Linked DNA regions of Homo sapiens: region 1 is linked to region 2. A link is an interaction called in ENCODE POLR2A ChIA-PET data of the cell type or tissue named here. Cell type or tissue: Panc1. All regions are shown on one strand. Links, peaks and the distances in the headings refer to the core of each region. The heading gives the core; the rest is flanking DNA. Region 1 overlaps LOC124902201 (syncytin-A-like). Region 2 has its middle 16 kb from the start of LINC03026.

Region 1 (7,869 bases), core at 2,841-5,340, 58 kb after region 2:
CCTTCCAAGAGCTTACCCATCAGTCTGCTGTTAGTCATTCTCGAGCGGATGTAGCGGATGTATGGTGGTATTGTGGTGGACCCTTACTGGACACTCTGCCAAGTAACTGGAGTGGTACTTGCACTCTTGTCCAATTCGCTATCCCTTTTGCCCTTGCATTTCTTCAACCAGAAAAAGAAAAGCCACAACACCGTAAAATAAGAGAAGCCCCTTATGGGTCTTTTGACTCTCAAGTTTATTTAGACGCAACTGGAGTCCCACAGGGAGTACCACACAAATTCAAAGCTCAAGACCAGATAGCTGCAGGATTTGAATCAATATTTTGGTGGGTAACTATCAGTAAAAACATAGATTGGATAAATTACATCTATTATAACCAGCAGCGGTTTATTAACTACACTAGAGATGCTGTCAAAAGAATAGCTGAACAGTTAGGGCCTACTAGCCAGATGGCTTGGGAAAACAGAATGGCCCTAGACATGATATTAGCCAAAAAAGGTGGAGTTTGTGTTATGATCAAAACTCAATGTTGTACCTTCATCCCAAACAATACTGCCCCTAGTGGGAGCATAACAAGGGCCTTACAAGGCCTTACTGCTTTATCCAATGAATTAGCTAAAAATTCTGGAGTCAATGACCCTTTTTCAGGATGGCTAGAAAGGTGGTTTGGTAAATGGAAAGGAATCATAGCCTCAATTCTTACTTCTCTTGCAGCCGTAATAGGTGTAGTCATTCTTTTTGGGTGTTGTGTCACACCATGTATCCGTGGGCTAGTACAGAGGCTTATAGAAACAGTACTTACTAAAACCTCCCTTAGCTCTCCTCCACCTTATTCAGATAAGCTTTTCCTTTTAGAGGATCAAGTCGAACAGCAAAGCCAAGACTTGTTAAAAAGGTTTGAAGAGGAAGGACCATAACAATTGAAAGGGGGAAATTATAAGATACAGTAAATTCCTCTTCAAAGATTTAGCCTGTTGACTTCCTTATTCTTTGTTCTCAAACTCGACTTCCTTGTTGTCCATGCCTCCTTGTCCCTAGTTACTGTGAACAACCTTCCCACCAGTTCTAATCAATAACTCACATCTGCTCCCTTGGTTACCCACTCTGCACCCATTCTTCCCACTGAAACTGCACTTCCCACCACTGTAACTCACATCCCCCTTCCCTTCCTTATTTGGAAAAGTATTCACAAATAGCCAATCGGGTCAACTTAGAATGAGCGGTCCAACCCCAGCCCCTGGGGGAGTGACACAGAGGTAGGGACTGTGTTAGGGATAAAAACCTTTTCCTTCCTTTGTTCAGTGTGCTCCTGTGATCATGATTGATGCAGGCAGCACCCTTCTGCAGAAGTAAATTGCCTTGCTGAGAAAACTTTTGTCTGAGTGCTGGTTTCACTTTGTAGCACTGAGCATTTGTTTCCAACAGTGAATATTCTACTTGTTTTAAAAAATGTCTACTTTGAGGTAACTGTGAGGTTTGACAGATACAATTTTAAAGCATAATAACATTTGAAAGTTAATTCCAAGTTTATTCTTTTTAGAAGCTGGAACACAGAAACATAGGAACTGGAGTTAGAGAGCATCTCATTAATAGCTAACCCTCCTCTAATAACTCATGAATTAATTAATAATTACAACCTTAAAACCTCATCAGTAACTAATTACTCATTGGTAATTCATTTTTTAACTCACTAGTCACCTACGACTTCCCCCAAGTGTCCACAGAAGGGAGGAAGGTAGGAGGGATGCGCTGGCCCCGCCGGCCTCTGCTGGCACATCCCATCACATCCATCATCTGTCTCACAGATTCCCTGGCCTGTCCCCCAACAGGATCCAACACCACCTTCCCCAGCCCCTGCCCAGAGCTTCCTCTCCAAACATAGCTCACTGGATCAAGCTGGGCTGGGGCTCTTCTCCCCTTTTCTCTTTGATTGATGTAATTTAAGGGCATGGAAGGAAATCAAATTGCACATTGTAAACTTTTGCATAGAAAAGTTTATGATGAAAATTTCCTTTGCCCTGCTCATCCCCACCTGGAATGCAGCTTCCCAGTGAAAGGACCCACAACCCACCAGGAGGCAAGAAAGATTGCTTTAGACCAGCAGTCCCCAACCTTTTTGGCGCCAGGGACCGGGTTTGTGGAAGACAATTTTTAACCCGGGGTTGGGTTGGGGGATGGTTTCAGGATGAAACTGCTCCACCTCAGATCATCAGGCATTAGTTACATTCTCATAAGGAGCAAGCAACCTAGATCCCTCACATGTGCAGTTCACGATAGGGTTTGTGCTCCTATGAGAATCTAGTGCCGCTGCTGATCTGACAGGTAATGCTGGCTCACCCACCCACCATTCACCTCCTGCTGTGTGGCCCCGTTCCTAATAGGCCACAGACGAGCTCCAGTCCATGGTCCGGGAGTTGGAGACCCCTGCTTTAGACTGAAGACATCTGAGATACAGCAGACACAGCTAGATACTTTTTTTGTTTGTTTGTTTTTTTCCGAGACGGAGTCTCTCTCTATCACCCAGGCTGGCGTGCAGTGGTGCAATCTCAGCTCACTGCAACCTCCACCTCCTGGATTCAAGCGATTCTCCTGCCTCAGCCTCCCAAGTAGCTGGGATTACAGGTGCACACCACCACACCTTGCTAATTTTTGTATTTTTAGTAGAGACAGGGTTTCACCATGTTGGCCAGATTGGTCTCAAACTCCTGACCTCAAGTGATCCGCCCGCCTCGGCCTCCCAAAGTGCTGGGATTACAGGGGTGAGCCACTGCACTCAGCCTAGAGGCCTTTTTTGAGCTTCCCATATATGATTAAAGGCAGAGATTTCTGATCATGAAGCTGCCATACATCCCCTCTCAAGGTGCCTGTTAACACCAAGAGTAAACCCTGTGTAAGCAAGCCCTCTGAAAACCTTCCATACTTCCCTCCAAAGTCCTAACCACCCTATTTTTACGATGCTGATGTATGAACTCTCACCCCTGGCGGCTCCTGGAGCCACTCCTTTTGGAGTGCTCCTAAATACAGTGAAAGCGAACTTTTCTGCTGTTATTCTTTCTATTGTCAATTAAATTGCCATCCTCTCCACCTCCCCACCACTCAGATCTATTGGTAAAGAAAAGCTTTCCTAGGCCGGGCACAGTGGCTCACACCTGTAATCTCAACACTTTGGGAGGCCAAGGTGGGCAGATCACCTGAGGTCGGAAGTTCGAGACCAGACTGACCAACATGGAGAAATCCCATCTCTACTAAAAATATAAAGTTGGCTGGGCGTGGCGCATGCCTGTAATCCCAGCTACTCGGGAGGCTGAGGCAGGGGAATCGCTTGAACCTGGGAGGCAGAGGTTGCAGTGAGCCGAGATCACGCCATTGCCCTCCAGCCTGGGCAACAAGAGCGAAACTCCAACTCAAAAAAAAAAAAAAAAGAAAGAAAAAGTTTTCTGTCAAAGCTGGGAACACATGTTAATACTTTTCTGGTGGTTAACTCTATGATTCTTCTTTAAAATCCTATAGTTTCCCTTTTATTACTATTCTATAAATCCTCAGTTCCTTTTGATTCTTTTATTGCTTATCTTTACACTTTCAAATAATAATCTCAAAACTCCATTTCTTGTTTTGTCAACTGAACTTGCCCTTGGACTATGTGAGAGCATCAGCACCTGCTGCTCGGTCGCCAGCGCAGCGGCCCCTCCTAGCTCTGGCCAGCAGCACTCCAATTTTGACAGCACTGAGACTTGCCCACTTGCATTCTATTCTGCAACTATATTGGATTTGTCCATGTTTTTGTCTAACTGCTGTTTCTACAAGATAAAAATCAATATGCATCAAATGCATTATATTGACTACTATGTAAAAAGTGGTCATTATAGCCTGCTGTGGTGGCTCACGCCTATAATCCCAGCACTTTCAGAGGCCAAGGTGGGTGGATCACCTGAAGTCAGGAGTTCGAGACCAGTCTGGCCGACATGGTGAAACCCTGTCTCTACTAAAAATACAAAAATTAGGCAGCCGGGCGATGTGGCTCATGTCTGTAATCCCAGCACTTTGGGAGGCCTAGGCGGGCAGATCACAAGGTCAGGAAATCGAGACCATCCTGGCTAACATGGTGAAACCATGTCTCTACTAAAAATACAAAAATTTAGCTGGGCATGGTGGCGGGTGCCTGTAGTCCCAGCTACTCAGGAGGCTGAGGCAGGAGAATGGCGTGAACCTGGGAGACAGAGCTTGCAGTGAGCCAAGATGGCGCCACTGCACTCCAGCCTGGGTGACAGAGCGAGACTCCGTCTCAAAAAATATATATATATATACAAAAATTAGCCGGAGCCTATAAACTTGGGAGGCTGAGGCAGGAGAATTGCTTGAACCTGGGAGGAGGAAGTTACAGTGAGCTGAGATCGCACCACTGCACTCCAGCCTGGGTGAAAGAGCAAAACTCCATTTCAAAAAAAAAAAAAGGGGGTCGTTATAAACCCAAATGAAGTAGTTTCCCGATGCAGATGTTTTTGAGTGTCTGCGTCACCATAGTGACTTACTTTCCCCTATTTTGCCAACAGTCCTGAAATCTTGGTTGTATGGATCTTGAAGTGATCTTTCATGAGAACAACCCTGATCAACATTAAGGCCACACAGACAATCATCACACTGGGGTCACTGTCCAAACCAAACATAACTGTCTCAATCCCAATCTGCAAAATAGAAATGTATTAAAAACCTAAATCATGATGTGCTACATTTTCTTCTCCTTAAGCATAAAATGCACTGTTTCCTGTTATATTGAATATTTGATCAGATTCTGCTTAAAAAAAAGAAAATTTAAAAAGCTTTCTCAAGTCTAACAGAGCTTATAAAAATAAAAAGTAAAAATAAAAAGCCTTCATCAGACATTAGGGGCTGAGGTTTTCTGTTTGTAATTAAATGTGCCATTAACAAGAATAGAGAATACTTGAAAAAAAATTTTTTTTTTTTGAGACAGGGTCTCACTCTGTCGCCCAGCTGAAGTGCAGTGGTGTGATCTCGGCTCACTGCAGCCTCAACCTCCTGGGTTCAAGCCATCCTCCCACCTTAGCCTCCTGAGTAGCTGGGACTACAGAAGTGCACCACCATGCCTGGCTAATTTTTGTATTTTTTGTAGAGACGACATTTCACCATGTTGACCAAGCTGGTCTCAAACTCCTCAGCTCAATCTACCTGCTTCAGCCTCCCAAAGTGCTGGGATTATAGGCGTGAGCCACCATATCCAGCCAAGAATAGAGAATACTTAATCTCCATTTCTCTGTATAACATGCTGGCAAAATACTACATAATGCTCTTAGGCCCTTGGCCAACGAATACCTCAGTCAATCATCCAATTAACCTTGGTGGTTCGTTATTACCTGTCATAAACAATACAATACACCATTTCCTCTACCTCCCACATTTAAGGTTCTTTAAACATCAACAGTTCCATGTAGCTGAGTCCAACCCAGAATCAATGCAAGAGCATGTTCTTCAACCATTTTTAAGCATGGAGTTTTCCTTTCCTTTGAGTTCATAGTCCTCAGTAACTAGAGCTACTTAATATGTACATATGCAGGCAGGAAACCTGATGCAGAAGGGTCTTATAAATGCACTTATGAACCTGGGCAAGTTGCTGTGTCAAAATATGCACAGTCTAACCTCTGGCTGAGTTAGCTACAACCAATAAACAGTAGATCCATGCAATTTTTATTTGGGAGTTATCTTTATAAAATCACAGACAGAACTAAGAAGTCACGAATGTGAAAAGGCACAGGAAATGTAAATGAGTGAACAGAGCAAATCAGACAAGAAGGATGGAGGTAAGAGGGTAACAGGGAAACAGGGAGGTAAAGAGGGTAACAGGGAAATGAATGTGAGGATCAGACACTTTCTTCATCATTGAAATGGTCAGAACAGGGCTTTGGACCTAGGCAAAGCCTCCATGCCGGTGGTTCCCAAATTTCAGCATGAATCAGAATCCCCTGGAGGCAGAGCTGCCAGATACAATACAGAACCCCAGGCCGGGCGCGGTGACTCATGCCTGTAATCCCAGCACTCTGGGAGGCCGAGGTGGGTGGATCACGAGGTCAGGAGTTCAAGACTAGCCTGGCCAAGATAGTGAAACCCTGTCTCTACTAAAAATACAAAAATTAGCCGGACGTGGTGGCATGTGCCTGTAATCCCCGCTATTCGGGAGGCTGAGGCAGGAGAATCACTTGAACCTGGGAGGTGGAGGTTGCAGTGAGCCAAGATCACGCCACTGCACTTCAGCCTAGGCGAAAGAGAGAGACTCTGTCTAAAAAACAAACAAACAAACAAACAAAACAGTACCCCAGCTAAAGGTGAATTTCAGTTAAACAACAAATCATTTTAGTATTAAACATGTCCCATGCAATAATTGAGACATACTCATATTAAAAAATGATGTCACTTATCTAAAATGAAATGTAACTGTGTGTCTTGCATTTTTGCTCTACCTACACAGAGGTTCAAATACTGATTGCTGTGCCCACACCCAGAGTTCTTGATTCAGTGGATCTGGGATGGGGCCCAAGAATCTGCATTTTTTGAGACAGGATCTCAGCTCCGTTGCCCAGGTTGGAGTGCAGTGGCACAATCACGGCTCACTGCAGCCTCGATCTCCTGGGCTCAAGTGATCCTCCCGCCTCAGCCTCCCAAAATGTTGGGATTATAAGCATGGTCCATGGCACCTGGCCAAGAATCTGCATTTCTGATACTTTTCCAGCTGACGGCGATGCTGCTGTGTGAGGATGCCCTTTGAGAATCCCTGCTACAAAGCCCCTGCCAGTGGAGTGGCATTGCTGTGTGGTGGCCTTGCACTGCGGATTGCCCACCGGAGGGATGCTGTGTGAGCACTGGCTGTGTCACCCTGCCACTGTGTCTCTGCTTCCCTGGAAACATGCGTTTCTCCACTTTCAGGCAGAAGCACCAACTGCTCCTGTGAATTAATATGCTCATTTAATGCTCATTACATTTAAATTTTGTCATTGAAAGGGCTCATTTTCCCATACTGGACCGTGGCCCTCTCCCTGCTCACTTCTTTAGAATAAAGAAGAGCATGAGGCTGGTGAAGGGGACTGATGCATTATTGCACTGGCTCTGTCTGTGGTGACAGGCTCACAAAAATACTGTCACCATGGTATTTCTCAGCATTTGCTACATAGGAGGTTTTTCATACTTCAGGAAACATATTTACCATTTTAAAACCAAAGACATCAGGGTCCCATCAACATCTGTGATTTAGCTGTTACTAAACATTGTAAATCTATCAGTGTCTTGTTCCTTGGAAGTAGAACACCTACCACTGGACTCCCTTTACTCTAATTAACCAAAGGCACCCCACATGAGTGGTTAATAACTGGTTGGGCTTTGTCCCCTTCAGAGGGGACACACATGGTATAGTTGCCAAGTCCTGGACTCACTTTCTGACAAAAGCTTTTCCAAGATGCTCCTGGCTGGAAGCCGTGTGTGTCAGTTTGCTATGGCAGATAATACTCTGTCCTCTGGACACCCGAAATTCGTGTGTTGAAGTCCCAACCACCAGCGTCTCAGAATGTGACTGTATTTGGAGGCAGGGTCTTTAAAGAGATAACAGGCCAGGCGTGGTGGCTCCCACCTGTAATTGCAACACTTTGGGAGGCCAAGGCGGGCAGATCACCTGAGGTCAGGAGTTCGAAACCAGCCTGGCCAACATGGAGAAACCCTGCCTGTACTAAAACTACAAAAATTATCTGGGTGTGGTGGCGCATGCCTGTAGTCCCAGCTACTTAGGAGGCTGAGGCAGGAGAATTGCTTAAACCCGGGAGGGAGAGGTTGCAGTGAGCCACTACACTCCAGCCTGGGTGACACAGTGAG
Region 2 (7,869 bases), core at 3,650-6,149:
TGCACCTGCCCCCAGAACATAAACTCCACTTGGAATAGGCACTGACTCTGCTGAGGGTTGGAATGAAAATGTCTTTAATTGTGCCTGACCCGCTTCATATAAATAAACTTGTTAATGGGCCAGTAGAAGGCCAGGATTTCTGTGCTGGGTTTTTCTGTTTCTTTCCCTGCCCCCCTCCCTCTGTGGTCTCCATCCTACTTTAGCCCTGCCTGAATACACACATTCTTTTCTAGGATTTATTTGTAAACTGCTAATATTATGCCACCCGCAATAAACCAATGCTGAAACAAAAGCAGCATATATAAAAAACAAATTAATAAATTGTTTGACATGCCCTAACTTCCAAACCATGAAAAATAAAGATGCAGCTAAATAACATCAATGCTGCCGGGCGCTGAGCAAGGAAAGGCATCCACGCAAGCTAAATACAAGGCCATCCTCATAAAGTGAAGTTTGAACTACCCTGAAATATCATCTCTAACTATATAGACACTGGATTTAGGAATATCCAGGTAGGATCAAGGGGTGTAAATCGTGTAGGAGAAACAATGGTTAGGCCTAAAATAAGATTGTCGCTCAGAAGCTGAAGTCACAACACACATGTTGCATCTTGTCAGAATGATCGACACCAATGAAAGGGAAATGGTCTGGGAGTACTTTAGACAATGGGGCCTACAAGTTGCAGTACGGATTTTTCAGTGTTTCAGCCAAGTGCACAGTGAAGCTGTTCTGGCCAACTTGAGGTCCACGTATGGGAGTGACGGACACATCAGTCACAATAGGACACAGCTCTCAGCTTCCAATTCATAGATGCTTCCTGAGGCCACCATCTGGGAAGATGCCTTTAATGTGTCTCATGCACCCCTCTCCTCCACCCCAGCACAACCTCCTAGGAATAACGGACTTCCCATATTGAGGGCAGAGAATGTGCAACACAGCAGAACTGTGCTTCTGGTCCTCTATTCACTCCGAATTTAAAAAATTAGGGCCAGGCATGGTGGCTCATGCCTGTAATCCCAGTAGTTTGGAAGGCCAACATAGGTGGATCACCTGAGGTCAGGAGTTCAAGACCAGCCTGACCAACATGGTGAACCCCCATCTCAACTAAAAACAAAAAATTATCCAGACGTGGTGGCGTGTGCCTGTAGTCCCAGCTACTCAGGAGGCTGAGACAGGAAAATCGCTTGAACTCAGGAGGTGGAGGTTGCAGTGAGCTGAGATCGTGCCACTGCGTTCCAGCCTGGGTGACAGAGCGAGACTCCATCGCAAAAAAAAAAAAAAAAAAAAAAAAAATATATATATATATATATATATATATATATATATATATATATATATATATATATATTTCGTGTTTGAGGTCTCTTGAGAGTTTGGTTAACTTGAGTTTATAGCTATGGGTCTATGGAAAATAACTGTGGACACTAGGCAGTAGAGACCTTGCTAAGGTGGCAATGTCTGGGAGAAAGCTCCCTGGCCAGCAGGCATCTTCCCTGACATCACAGTGAGGTCAAAGCTTCAACACTGATGCTTGTTCAAAATGGACTGGGGAGTCTGGGATCAGCCCACCAGTAACACACCAAAGGCCTTCTCTGCATGTCGTTTTCCACTGGAAAACATTTTCTCCAAAGAGAAAATTCCTTGGACGTTTTTGTCTCATCTTTTTATAAAATTTTTTCTCAATCAAACAACAGACATTTCATGAAAGTCTGAGTACTTCCTTTTTTTTTTTTTTTTCGAGACAGAGTCTTGCTCTGTTGTCCAGGCTGGAGTGCAGTGGCATGATCTTGGCTCACTGCAACCTCTGCCTCCCGGGTTCAAGCAATTCTCCTGCCTCAGCCTCCCGAGTAACTGGGATACAGGCATGTGCCACCATGCCCGGCTAATTTTTTAGTAGACACAGGGTTTCACCATGCTGACTAGGCTAGTCTCGAACTCCTGACCTCGTGATCCATTCGCCTCAGCCTCCCAAAGTGCTGGGATTACAGGCGTGAGCCAACGCGCCTGGCAGAAAGTCTCAGTACTTTCAATAACAAAAAAATGTAGTTTAATTTTGGCCACAGAATTTCTTTTTTGACCCAAAGTTACACAACATGAAAGTTCTGCCAGACATTTTGGGTTGGGCCAGCCTATCTAAAAGTTGGCATCTCACTGGGGATTTTGATCCCTGTTCTTGAGCATCTTGACCTGTGACCATGCTGTACAACTCTCGTGATACGGAAGCTGCTTCTTGTGAGAAGAGGACTCTTAGCTTAGATCTCACAGTGGTGATTTTCTAGCTGATGGGAAGATATGCAGCAGGTCAGTCTTGATATAGGTGTGGTGAGAGCAACAGGCTGGGGAAGGACTTGATATCCACAGATGAGCAAGCTGGGACAGTCACACAGCTGCAAGGAAGAGGCAGGTTCGTGGGCCCAGGATGAAAATCTTTCAGAGGGAAGGGTTAGCCTTGGTGCAGTGGTTAACAGCTCCAAAGCTATCACAGCTGACAGCTTACTTCACGACCCCCGATCTAGACTTCTGCCTCTCCTCAGCAGGAATGGGAGAATGGGAGAGATTATGCTGCACCAGCTGCCTGTCTCCTGGGGGTCAAATTTGAAGACATATATCTCCTTCAGAATTACAAACCAAAAAGGAAACATTTATTATAACAAGAAGACCCCCATTCCCTTTGATAAAGTTGTCATATATTTTATTGAAAATTATCAAAATTATAGTTTAATGCATTTCAAGGTGCTAGTAGCAATATCACAAGATTCTTGGCATGAATGAACACATGAGCGCAGTCATCTCATAGCTCTATCAAGATAAGCTGTGGTGTCAGTCATGACACAGGAGCAAAGAGCTTGCTCAAATAATGATCAGAGTTCCTGCCACTTCCCAGCTCTCTATTTGTCTACAAAGCTTCTTTTTTTCATTAAATTTTTAACATTTTGTACAAAACAGTTATTCCAGGCACTTTTCTTTCAAAATGATTTCATTACCCATTTCCTTCTTTTAAAATATGCCAAATTGGGGGCCAGGCGTGGTGGCTCATGCCTGTAATCTCAGCACTTTGGGAGGCCGAGACAGGCCAATCACTTGAGCTCAGGGGTTCGAGACCAGCCTGGGCAACATGGCGAAGCTCCATCTTCACTAAAAATACAAAAAATTAGCCTAGCATGGTGATTTGTGCCTGTTGTCCCAGCTACTCGGGAGGCTGAGGTGAGAGAATCAATCACCTGATTGATTATATATTGATTATATATATATAATATATATATACCAAATTGAGAAACTACAGCTCTCTCATTCCTTAAGGTGTAATGCTGAGTGTTTTATTAGAAAATTTGATTACGTTAGGGGAAAAATAATCCCACTAGACAAGGCTCTGACCAAACTGCATTCAAGGTGCTACCTTCAGCTCCAGATGCTGGGTCTTCAGTGGGGGCTACATCAGGTGCACCCTTGGTAGAGAGCTGCCCTCAAGCACAGGAACCTGGAGCCAGGATGTCTCAATGTGGTCAAAAAGACCAAGGCTATTAAGGCTAGAGAATAAAAGACTTCAATATTTGCTTTTCGTTATTCAAGAATGCATCACAGAGAATTAAGTGTCTTCTTCAACTTCACTCTTGGCCTCAGGGATGAGACTAAAAAGTAGAAACAGGAGAAGGGAACTAATATTTCTCATGCATCTTCAGTGCACCTGGAAATGCTCTCAGGCAGTCCTCCCATAATTGGCCCCATTTTACAGAAGAAGAAGTTGAGGCACAAGAGGATTAAGAATTCACATTCTCGGCCGGGCACGGTGGCTCACGCCTGTAATCCCGGCACTTTGGGAGGCTGAGGTGGGTGGATCGCAAGGTCAGGAGTTCAAGACCAGCCTGGCCAAGATGGTGAAACCCCACGTCTACTAAAAATACAAAAAAAAAAAAAAAAAAATTAGCTCGGTATGGTGGTGGGCGCCTGCAATCTCAGCTACTCGGGAGGCTGAGGCAGAGAATTGCTTGAACCTGGGAGGTGGAGGTTGCAGTGAGCCGAGATCACACCACTGTACTCTAGCCTTGGCGACAGAGCAAGACTCCGTCTCAAAAAAAAAAAAATTCACATTTTTTGCCTGTGAATTAGTTACACAGTCACCTAATGGCAAGATGTATCTTCGAGGAAGAGGAAATAGATACCCCCAACCCACAGGGAAGTCAGGGCAGGGTCTCACACCTGGAGGAGTCCTGGTCAGATGCTCCCTTTGGAGTTGAGTGAAGGGCAGGTAGATAGAAAGCAAAGAAGACAAACAGCCAGGAGACCAGCCGTGCACAGGCCATGTGCAGGCTAGAGCTGACAGAGACCTGGGCCAGGCCAGAGGCAATCAGACGGCAGAGAAACGGGGCTCCAGAGGGGCCCAGGAGGCGAGTCTGTACAGCGGCTGCCTCATGGGTCAGAGTGTGAGATGGTGCCCAGGTCACATGTCTGCTGTGCAACAGACAAACACAGCTGTAGAGGGCTGCAGCAGAGAACAGTTTCGTCATCACTAGTGCTCAGTGAGGAAAGGGGGGTAGTTCTCAAGCCTCTCATTTCATTGAGGGGTTCTGGGCAAAGGTTTTTAAGGGGATTTGTGGAGGTGAGGGGCTGGGAAATTTGGATGGTCAGTTGGTCTGGGTGAGGGGATGAAATCATCAGGATGTGGAAACTGCATTCCTTCCTGAGCCAGCTTCCTCCTGGGCCCTCCACACCAGCTGGTGTCTGTCGCTGAGCAGAACCTGAAGAAGCAGCTCGAACAGAAAGCTGATGGCCTCACAGCGCCTCAGACTTTATCCACAGAACGGCAACCCAGAAGCGGGCCAAAGGGCAAGCCGACCTAAAGATGGCTGTTTCAAGCCTAGTTGGATTTTATTTTCTTTTTTCTTAATTGATTTTACAAAATTGCGGAGGGGTGGGGGGGGCGTGGGGGGAGTGCGGGAGGCAGTTTCAATATGAGGAATACAGAAGAGAAAAAGAGATCTCCTGATCATCAGGAAGTTCATGTAAGATAGCCCATCCCAGACTACTGATCAGAAATCAAACAGGAGCTAGCCACAAACAGAGATCATTGGAACCGAAGAAAATAGATTTTTAATCAAAATTTCTATTTTTCAATTGTCTGGCTTTGTTGAGAGGAAATGTCCTCAGCACTGGGGCCCTTTCTCTAAGTCATCTAGCTGTGTGGGCATCTGCTTACTGTTAGTGACAGCACTAAAACGATTAGTAATAATTTATTGGTCATAATCATCGACAGTTTACAGCAGAAGGCAGCAAACTACAGTCCACCACCTCTTTTATGCCACCTATAAGCTAGAAATAGTTTTTTTTACATTTTTTAATGCCTGGGGGGGCAGGACAGTGGGGAGAAGAAGAATATTTAGTGACATGTGAAAAGTATGTGAAGTTCAAGTTTTAGTGACTGTAATAAATGTCCAAAATAAAGTTTTATTGGAACACAGCCATGCTCGTTCATTCAGGACTGGTCTAGGGCTGTTTTCCCACTGTAATAACAAGGTTGAGTAGTTGTGATAGAGGTTTGCAAAGCTTAAAATATTTACTATCTGGCCTTTCATGGAAAAAATTTGCTGACCTGTGATTGAGAGAATAAAGTATGTGTGTGTGTTTAATTCATTCCTTGCTTACTATTTGAAATGGCTGACTACAAAAACATGCTTAAATTTATCAAAGACATTTAGAAAAGAGAGAGAGAAATCAGAACCACACAAAGTGGCTTTTCCAGAGAAGGTATTTGTGAAATAAATGACAACATGAGCAAATTCCCAAAACTGATTAGAATTTCATACCCTTCAAAGAAAAGAGAATTTTAGATATGCTTTGAGATTTAGAAAACAGGCTCATATTTATAATATGTTTAACACAGAAAAACTGGACAGAAGAATCAAAATGGTAACTAAAATGGAAAGGTTTCCATTCATATCATATTAATGGAGTTGTGATTGTCCACTTAGCTGATAGCTAAACAACGTTTGCGTGGGGCGAGGTGAGGTTCACATGACAACCTCTTGTAGCAAATGTGAAAATTACAATGGGCATCCTCATAATCTGGAAACCTAACAGTCTCCATGGCTGGTAAGCCCTTTGTGCCTGATATACCCTGGGCACTCTTCTAAGCACCTGGCAGGCATTATCTCAGGAGGATTCAATTTTGAATTAGTGACTCATTTTTAGATCACGCTACTAATTTATTTCTTGGATTTTTTTTTTTTTTTTTGAGACAGAGTCTCTCTCTGTCACCCAGGTAGGAGTGCAGTGGCGCGATCTCAGCTCACTGCAAGCTCCACCTCCCGGGTTCACTCCATTCTCCTGTCTCAGCCTCCCCAGCTGGGACTACAGGTGCATGCCGCCATGCCCGGCTAATTTTTTTGTATTTTTAGTAGAGACGGGGTTTCACCGTGTTAGTCAGGATGGTCTCGATCTCCTGACCTTGTGATCCGCCCACCTCAGCCTCCCAAAGTGCTGGGATTACAGGCATGAGCCACCGTGACTAGCCTATTTCTTGGATTGTTTTAAAGGGTTTGGGTTTGTTTGTTTGTTTTTTAGACAGAGTCTCCCTCTTTTTTGCCCAGGCTGGAGTGCAATGGCGTGATACTGGCGCAGTGCAACCTCAGCCTCCCGGGTTCAAGCGATTCTGCTGCCTCAGCCTCCCTAGTAGCTGGGACTACAGGTGCCTGCCACCACGCCTGGATATTTTTTGTATTTTTAGTAGAGATGGGGTTTCACAATGTTGGCCAGGCTGTTCTCAAACTCCTGACCTCAAGTGATCTGCCTGCCTCAGCCTCCCACAGTGCTGGGATTACAGGCGTGAGCCACCATGTCCAGCCAAGGGTTTGAGTTTTTTAAAAAAAATTTAAACAGAGGAATCGATATGGAATGGTAACAATGTAAAATACATAGAGCCTGTCAAAGTCAAAATATAAATGTAGACCCAAATATCTAAATTTAATGTTTCATTTGGGAAGAGAGAATCACAATTCGGGGCATACACACAGAACAGGTGGTCTCTGGTACGCTCCGCAATGTTACGTATTGTTCTTTGAGAAAGTTCATTGACACTGGGAAGCTCCTGGAGAGCTGGCAAGCTCTGATTGTTGAGCAATGGCAATGGGAAAAATTAGTCCTAGAGTTGCAGCAAGTTATCTCAGAAGCTAGAGATAAAACTGGTTTCAGATTTCAACAAGCAGTTCCAGCAGCGAGACTCGCAAAGGATGACACCCTGGGAGCAATGTTTTGGTCCCTGAGCGCTTTTCCCACAGCCCTGTCCCACACCCCCCTGCCCTCCAACCACTGGCTTCTCGCTTCTTATCTCTGCTTTAGTTTGGTAGGACAAGAATGACCCAGTTGGGATGATCAACCCTCACAGGCCTAAGGACAATGTTGACATAACAGCCAGAGCATTCCTCCTGGTCTATGGGAGGCCCTGAACACCATTTTGATGGGGATAGATTGGTTTTAAATGCAGGCAAGGAGGCAATAAAAACACTCTGGATTTTCACGATGGGCTTCTGAAGTCTCGATGCTGCTCCCTGACTCGGCACCCCACAGCAGGTGAGGGCTGCTGGCAGGCAGGCAAAGCGGTTTAGGATTCCTGGTTTCTCCAGTGACTTACCTTTAATGCTTTTTACTAAAGTATAAGCTTGATGCTTCTCAAGGAGCCTGTGACCCCAGTCCTCTCCCTGCACAGTCATCTTTTCTTACCCGGATTTTCTGTCACTACGCAGTGCGTCCCCTCCTTCGTGCAGACTCCCACAGTGGGAGGGGACCTGCTGCTGGCAGAGAAAGACAGCTTGAAGCACGTTGCATATAGTTTGAGTGACATGGGATATAGAGGGGAAATTCCCAGTCCCCATCCAG

What was found. Peaks named below come from ENCODE experiments on the same cell type or tissue, not always from the same donor. Only the 100,000 strongest peaks of a DNase experiment are listed, where the experiment ranks them.
Region 1: POLR2A ChIA-PET joins it to region 2 with 9 read pairs; 3 of 35 experiments call an interaction of 5 or more read pairs at or near these places.

The regions. Positions count from the first base shown.
Region 1 is chr9:88,030,970-88,038,838 of GRCh38, reverse strand. LOC124902201 (syncytin-A-like) reads left to right here. Exons shown (of 7, transcript XM_047424307.1): 7 at 1-1,371. The coding sequence ends at 917. Among named protein-coding and RNA genes, the nearest start is that of LINC03026, 43 kb to the left of the region's middle. In Panc1, for the core only: no CTCF peak of the experiment used is centred there; no DNase peak of the experiment used is centred there.
Region 2 is chr9:88,089,754-88,097,622 of GRCh38, reverse strand. No RefSeq gene overlaps it. Among named protein-coding and RNA genes, the nearest start is that of LINC03026, 16 kb to the right of the region's middle. In Panc1, for the core only: no CTCF peak of the experiment used is centred there; no DNase peak of the experiment used is centred there; H3K27ac peaks cover 705 bases.